2 separate regions of the Homo sapiens genome follow, and region 1 is linked to region 2. The links are chromatin contacts, found by Hi-C or POLR2A ChIA-PET in ENCODE. All regions are on one chromosome and are shown on one strand. Each heading gives the region's core, a stretch centred on a gene start or an enhancer-like site at or near the end of the contact. The rest is flanking DNA. Distances are from core to core; before and after follow the strand shown.

The links. A loop is a pair of places that touch in the nucleus more often than their neighbours do. ChIA-PET counts read pairs that join two places held with the same protein, here RNA polymerase II (POLR2A). Pooled maps may share reads with other maps.
Region 1: a map of OCI-LY7 shows a loop between it and region 2 (7-fold over the local background). The contact joins the promoter of LINC02391 here to the promoter of LINC02397 in region 2. A Hi-C loop is called at or near these places in 5 of 168 maps with a recorded cell type or tissue (B cell, GM12878, OCI-LY7 and 1 more), 37 of 37 single-sample maps with no recorded cell type and 10 of 50 pooled maps. POLR2A ChIA-PET finds 5 or more read pairs at or near these places in 3 of 52 experiments (GM12878, OCI-LY7 and activated B cell).

The regions. Positions count from the first base shown.
Region 1 is chr12:92,361,634-92,367,047 of GRCh38, reverse strand. LINC02391 (long intergenic non-protein coding RNA 2391) reads left to right here and starts at 3,216. Exons shown (of 5, transcript XR_007063404.1): 1 at 3,216-3,457. The region is part of intron 1 of LOC105369902 (a long non-coding RNA gene); the gene reads right to left. RefSeq lists enhancers at 3,614-3,663, 4,144-4,233.
Region 2 is chr12:92,465,429-92,467,928 of GRCh38, reverse strand. It overlaps LINC02397 (long intergenic non-protein coding RNA 2397), which reads right to left and starts at 1,250. Exons shown (of 2, transcript NR_144532.1): 1 at 927-1,250. RefSeq lists enhancers at 66-125, 906-995, 1,196-1,345, 1,102-1,609 and a silencer at 1,322-1,616.

The DNA.
Region 1 (5,414 bases), core at 1,967-4,466, 100 kb after region 2:
CAGCAGGGAACAGCTACTACATCTGTTTCTGCTTCCTCATACGGCAGGCTTTACAACTTAAACATGGTCAGTCTGCACTCTGAATGTATTACCCATATATTTTAGGCAAATCTGTACTTTTCAAAATTTTATTTTTGAAAAGAAAGGTACAGTCTACAGAATCTTTCATTCCTGATTCGATCATACTCAACCCATTGGCCACCTGCTATTGTTGAAGTGGAATTCAATTGCAATATACTGAATTCAAAAAGTCAATATCCAGGTATTTTGATATTTTTATAATCTAAAGATCCAGTCTCTAGGTAACAATTAGAGAGGACCCAGAGACCCAGAGCTCCAATCAAGAAATATTGACCAGAAACTCAGAAGGGTGAGTTTCTCATCTTCTGTTTCCCCACTGACTCAATGAAAAATGTTACCTGGATACTACTGAAATTCCAAATAACTACATGCTGCACCACTAAGGACAGCAACTGCTTTTTTCCAGAATAATCAGGTTGTCATCAAAGTAGAAGGCTGCTGAAATGGACAGCAAGCAACACGCACACACACACACACAATATCACATATTTTGTTCAGAAAGACATAGGTCTGGGTTTTGGGTTCAGAAAGACCTATGCCAACACATTATTAGGTTTTTAGAAATATTCTATGGATCAATGAATAGAGAGAGAATTTATTCTTCTTGAGGAGTAGGTATTTAAGAAATTAGTAAGGATTAGGAAACTTTTAAAAACATCTCTTTGGACTTACTTTATATGGTTATATGAAACAATGAAATCATTTTTCTGTATAGGAGTCTAATCTCCTTGGGAGTAACATTTTACTACCTGGTTCTATTGCTTTGTAGTTGAGTGTGTATTAAGTCCGATATCTACATACAAGTAACAGGGACAAATGGGTTCCTTTTGTAAATACTCCCTGCCACAGTCTACATTTGTAATCAGACGATCAATATGGTTAACATGTGCCAACTTCACTGGAGAAGGGTGAGTGAGCCTGGTTGAGATCCATGATACAGGAGAAATAATGTGAAGAAGCTGTATGAATGGGGCCCATTGTTTGTCTGTATTTTAAATGTTCTCATTTTTCACAACATTTTATGGAGAGCTCTTAAAAGGCCTTTATTGATAGAGATAATCATTAAATGTCAGTTTAAAAAGAGGTGTTGTTGTTGTAAATGTAATCCAATCTGCTTTTGCACAGGGCCTTTTTATCCTCGTGTACTGAGGAGTACTTTGCCAACACAATCCTGTCACCAAAATCCAAGATGTCATTCATAGAGGCTTAGAGAACTCCTTTCTAGATTTAAATTTAGAGGCATGGGATATTTATTGGATTAAATAATTTATGTTTAAAAGTTGACATAAATTTTGTACATGACTTTCTTTCTCTGTGACAACTAGACCCTGAATATTTACTCATTAAGTGATCATGTGTTGAGCATCTACTATACACCAGGTGCAGTGCTCTGTAATGTGATAAAAAAGCTAAAGTCCTTACCTTCAAAAGACAGAAATAGGCATGCAAATAAGTGGATGACAATGCAGGGTGACAAGTGCAATGTAAGGAACCTGTGCAAGCTAGCGAGTTTGAATAGAGCATTGATTCTCAAAACCTGATCCCAGGACCAGCAGAATCAGCCTTATCTGGGAACTTGTTAGAAAGGCAAATTCTCACTGCAAAAAATAAATAAATAAATAAATAAATAAATAAAATAAAATGACATGCATGTAAGGTAATGCGTATATTAGTTAGCTTGATGTAGCCATTCCACAATGTGTACCTATATTAAAACATTGTTGTACACCATAAATAGATAAAATTTTTGTCTGTTTTAAATAAATTTTTTTAAAAAAGGAAATAATGTGAATACTAATAGTAAAAACATCAGCAAATCCCTTAAAAAACAAAAAACAACAACAAAAAAAACTTGGTATGCAACAAGATCCAAAAACATAAAAGTAAAACAAAACAAAACAAAACAAAACAAAAGAGAAAACAAAATAAGAAAGAAATACAAATTCTCCAGAGCTACTGAATTCTACACTCAGGGGGTGGACCCTGCAATCTGTGCCTTAACAAGCCCTCCAGCTGTTTCTGATGCCTGCTCAAGTCTGAAAACTGCTGGCCTTAAGCAGTGATTGGCAAACTCTGGTGCAGATTAGAATCACCTGGGGAGCACTTAAAACTCCCAGGGCTCAGGCCACATCCCAGACCAATTAAATGAAAAACACTGGAGGGAGATGAAGCGGTGATGTCTGCACCAGTTTTTAAAAGTCAAATAAGATATTTCCAGGAAGACACAGTAAGAAGGCATTTCTGGCAGAGGGAAGAGTCCACAAAGGCACAGAAGCATGAAACAGCTCTGTATTTTGGAGGTAAAATCAACACTATTACTGAAGCATAAAATTTAAAGGGGTGGCCAGGCATGGTGGCTCAAGCCTGTAATCCCAGCACTTTGGGGGGCCGAGGCAGGCGGATCACTTGAGGTCAGGAGTTCGAGACCAGCCTGGCTAACATGGCGAAACCCCGTCTCCACTAAAAATACAAAAAAAATTAGCCAGGCGTGGTGATGCGTGCTTGTAATCCCAGCTACTCGGGAGGCCGAGGCGGGAGAATTGCTTGACCCCAGGAAGTGGAGGTTGTAGGGAGGCGAGATTGTACCACTGCACTTCAGCCTGGGCGACAGAGTGAGACTCCGTATCAAAAAAAAAAAAGTTTAAAGGGGACAGTAGACAGAGGTCAGTTCACAAGGAGCCTCCAGGCTGCTACTGCGTGGAGGATGAATTGAATCTTACTTATAAATATATTTTGTCTGTTTTTTATTGGAAAACTGGCTTGGGTTCCATTTTGCTACCTACCCATCTTGCGTCCTGGTGTTGACTTTCCTATCAAAACCATTCCTCTGAGCTGAGGCTGTTTATAATTAAGATCAGTGATTATCTAGCACTCGACAAAACTCAGCCACTGCTGCTCTGAGCGGAAGGAGAGACAGACTTAGTAGCAGATAACTCAGAAAAGAGGATCTGAGACAAAGCAAAGGAGCTACAGAAAAGGAAATGGTTGCTTTAGCTTTTTATTCCACCCTCCCCCCGACAGCTGAATCAGGGAGCGACTCTGGAATAAGTGCATCTGCCCTTTAAGAAATCAAAGCCAGACTCAGGAAGTGGGTGGGAAGCCTTCTAAAGAGCCTCAGCTGCCGCGTGCCTTCTGTCTGCTGTGGGCCCAGCAGCTGCACAGACCCCTCTTGTTGGGAGACAAGACAGGGCTCTTTCTCTCCCGTGACCTCAGCCTCATCTCCAATCGTGGGGAAGAGAGAAACTGAAATTCTTCCTGTGACTGAACACATGAGAATGCAACAGTTACTTGGGGTAACAGGTTTCCTGTGGGTCCTGTGTGAAGAGTATGCATTCATTCCAGTGTCGGGGAGGGGAGAAGAATGAGGAGGAGGCAGGTGCGTTCCATTCTTTGATTTGTATAATACAAATATTTCCAGAGGACAAAGATGGGCAGAAGCTTTAAGCAACAGCCATCTTCCATCTCGACAGAGGGAACCATGGTGGTTGAACAAAGCACCTAGCACCCTCTGCCTGCCTCTCCTCCCTTCCACCTCCCCTTGAACATTTTTAGGTTTTCAAATGTAATAAAGAAGTCTACTGTTCCAATGGGATTCAAGGTCAGCTCTAACTAGGTGTTCACATTCATAGCCTGCTGACCAGATCAGAGGCAGTTTAATAAAGCAACTGTAAATCAGCTATGAAGATGGTGAACACCCCGGCCTGTACTAACTTTATGAGGTTCAAGTCTCTATTTTTGATACCCCATGAAATAGGGAGAAGTCGGGGATGCATGTGTTTTGGATAGATGAGTTAGCAAGTTGAGCCTGAGATTGTGGTGAGCAATTTAGGCACAACTTCAAGGTCAGCCTCGTTTGAAAGGGGAGGGGAGGCAGTTCTCTCCTGAGGGAATTTGTTAAGGAGCTCATCACTTGTTTCTGAATTGAGCTCTGTCGGCCATCTCAGCATCATCTGACACCTGCACACATCATATCATGTGATACACTTGGGAGAAAGGGCCAGGTCAATTTCCTCCTGGTGGGTGATTTGGTTTTCCTCTTCAGCTAATGTTTAATGTTTCTCTTTTGATTTGCATGTGGAAGCCTTACTCTATGCTAAGCTATGATAAGCACTTTACATGCCAATATGACAGCATAGTCCTTTAACCACGGGCTTTAGAATCACTCTGCCATGTTCAAACCTCAGCTTTAATCATGAAATATACCCAGGTAACAAACCTGCATGTATACCCACTGAATCTAAAAGTTGAAAAAAGTCTCTATGCTACATAAAACAAAAACAAAAACAAAAAAAATCTGAACTGTATCCCTTTGGACAAGTCACCTAATCCAGTCAAACCTGAGTTTTCTTAAATACTAAATAGGAATAGTGATAATAGTGCAGGTACTTGCCAGATTGGGTTAATATGAAGGTTCATAAATTTATTCATGTAACATTCCTACACATAGTATGTACTCAATAACGCTACATACTTTTATTATGAACCATCCTTTTCACAACCTTAGGAAGTATATACTCCTCTCCCTACATGCAAAACAAAACAAAACAAAAGAGAAATTTAGAGACTTTAAGATCTGGCTCAATGTCACAGAACTCGTATGTGGGAGATTCAGGTTTCAGACTCAATTCTTGGGATACAGTCCATGCTGTTAAACATTACACTAGACAGCCTCTACCGAACAATGACTTTTTATTACTTGACTGTTTAAATTCACCTCTCCTCTCCTTCTCAAAATGAGTACCAATTTGTCCTATGCGTAATTTATTCTCGAGCCTTAACGCTTGTTTTCTGCCCTTGTTTGATTCCTTTTCTCAGTTTGCAATTTCACTGTTAGGTTTCTGCATTGTACTCACAACATTTTTGAGTACTGCCTGTTATAAACTAGTCATTTTGCTTCCACATATTCATTCCTAAAGAGAAGACCATTTCTTAAGAAAAAATAGAATAAAGGAGGAACAGATTCTCAGATGTAATCATCATGGTGTGCAATGAATATCTGAGCACTTGCAGGGCCATTGCACTTTCAAATATTCCTTTTCTTGTCTGCATAACAAGGACTCAGCCACACTCTCCTAAAGACAGCTGGCTATAGTAGTCTGGGTGAAAAGCCTGACCATTAGATCTGTGCTTCATAATTCGACAGTGAGAGAACAAAAATGGTATATTTCAAGTTTCAGATATATGTGTGTGCATATGCATATAAATTACATATATTCATATATTTATGTGTGTATATATACACTCATATAATCATGTTGGAGTTTTAGAGATTTAGTTAAGCTCTTGTAGGCTGGACCCACAAACCACAACCATAAACTGAAAAAGAATTCAGC
Region 2 (2,500 bases), core at 1-2,500:
AGACATTTCAAATTTTAAATTCTTCTCCCAACTCCTATACCTGGCTCTTTAATGTTATAAAAATCAGAGGATTCCACTAGGGGGGATAAATGTTTTGAAGAAGTAATCCATTGATCACTTCCTCTCACTCGACATGTTTAACTAGATGGAATCAATACTTCTTAGCCTAGCAATGGGTTTGTAAAAAAAAAAAAAAAAACGGTAACACAATTGGATGTTGTAAGGCAACTTAGGATAAAAGGATCCTGTAGACAAATTCCTCCTTATCCCTTACCCCACCTGTGAGCACCTTTGATTAAAAGTCAGATCTGTATGGATATATTAAGTCACCAAATTCATGGAGGTTAGGGCACAAATCTTTTTTTTTCATTTTTCAGTGCATTTACTTGTCATCCAACACCTGCCCTAATGACACACACAGAAACAAAGAATCTTGAGTTTTAAACTGAGCACAAGAAATTGAAAATATAACTATGTAAAACATCAAAAGTCCCACCCACTTTTTAAAAGAACTTGCTTAATTCAAGCATATTTAAGAAATAGTGCCCCTGTCTAACACATTTCTATTACATTAGCACAGTGCCTACTTGCAGGTTTTATTTCTTGCAGTTCAATGAGTACAGTATTTCAACTGGAGAACTCGAAACAGACACAAAGGCTTTTTTTTTTTTTTTTTTTAGTTAACCCTTCAGAGAAAACATGCAGGGACAATCACCACTTCTTCATTTTCACTGTCACCTGGATTCACAACCATGCAGCCAAAGACAGTTTCAGATGGGCAGATGGCCCTAGTGGTTAATAGAGATGAGAGAGGGAAAAGAAATAAATGAATGCTCTGTTTTCTGTGTAAGCAAATAAAAAGGCAGAGGAAACAAAAGGAATGAACCAGCCAATGGGGTTGAATCATCGAGTCCCTCTAAACATACCTTGACTTTCCCATGCAGGGATCTACTTCCCCGATAGCCAGTTCAGCGTGGATACTCATGCCGATGAGCCTAAGAATGTTTGCCTGTCAGAGATAAACACTGCATTTCTGCCTGCTGCACACAGAGTTGCTGGAACCTGACAATGCCGTGTGCGAGTAATAAGCCATCATGAAATGGTGAAAGAGTCAGGGCTCTTGAATTACGCTTGCTTTATATGGGTTGAATTGCACATCTAGGGCAATGTTTGGCCAAGTGAACAGGGCATGCAAAGACCTTGCTTCCTCTCTGTGCTGTGGGGAACTGAGACTGTGCCGGGCCTGCAAACGCGGTGAGGAAAAATCCATTTGAATGCTTACTGCTGAATGGTGCTGGGCATTGTCAGCTTTTGTTTACTTCATCTTACATGTGAAGATCGCAGCTGTTCCTTTCAGTAAAAAGAAGTAGGAGAATGTAGCAACCAACCTCACATTTTCCCCTCCTCCAAATGTTTGTGGAGCCCAACAGCTGTCTTTGCAAATCCTGTCACTCAGGATTGGAATGGTTCTACATAATCAAGAATGGAGTGGTGAGGCTGAGATTGTTGGCTGGCTCGAGGTAGCAGGTGGGAATGAACTGTTCTCTTAATGGGCTCACTTGGTCTGTTCCTGCAGGGACTGACTCAAAAAAGAAAAAAGAAAGTTTAAAGGAGGCGATGAAGGAAAGTTGAACACATATGTCTTGTATTTCATACGTATAGATCTGAATGGCTGTGAAGCATGAATTCACTGGTTGTTAGAATTGTAAGGGATTTGAAAGGTCCTATTGTCTAGGAGTTTTCAAATTATTTTTAGCAGCAGAGGTTTTTTTTTTTTTCTTTCCTCAAATGAAGTCTTAGACTAGGGATATTGTGTGATAAATGAAAATACCTACATAGAATAAGCGGAAGCATCAATGGAAAACTGGGCTGGGTATAAGAAAAGCAACTTCAATAACAAATGAGCTCAGTTCTGGTAACAGGGCGGGAGTCATGAGGACTGAGGCAAATTGGATGTGCTTGGAGAGGACGAGTGCTCCTCCTTCTCAGCACAGCCACGCACGGCATAAGGATGTTTTGGTCAAGAAAGACTGCGTGTATGATAGTGGTCCCAGATTATAATACTGTATTTTTATTGTACTTTTTCGATGTTTAGATACAGAAATGCTGACCATCGCAATGCACAGGAATGCCCTAGGATGGCGGCCAAAGCCTTCCGTCTCCCACCCAGCCCATTTTCCTAACAAATGTGCGCATTTAACATTGTTTTTCATCCCCAAGAATGGGGTATCAATAGAATCTACAAGACCAAGACTTAAATGAAATGAATCAACAGTAACACAAACAGTAGCAATTTTCAATTAGAAATTTAAGGAAAGCTTCATAAAATGTTCATAGAATTCTGTCTCAATTCACCTAGCCCATTTCAACTGTAGCGTAGACGTCTGTTGTTAACAGCCTTAACATCTTTTTTGGGCTTTTTGCAAATATGAGTACAATTTACGTCATTTATTCCCACCCAATAGATTAAATGCCAGGAGTCTGGAATACAGAGAAAAAA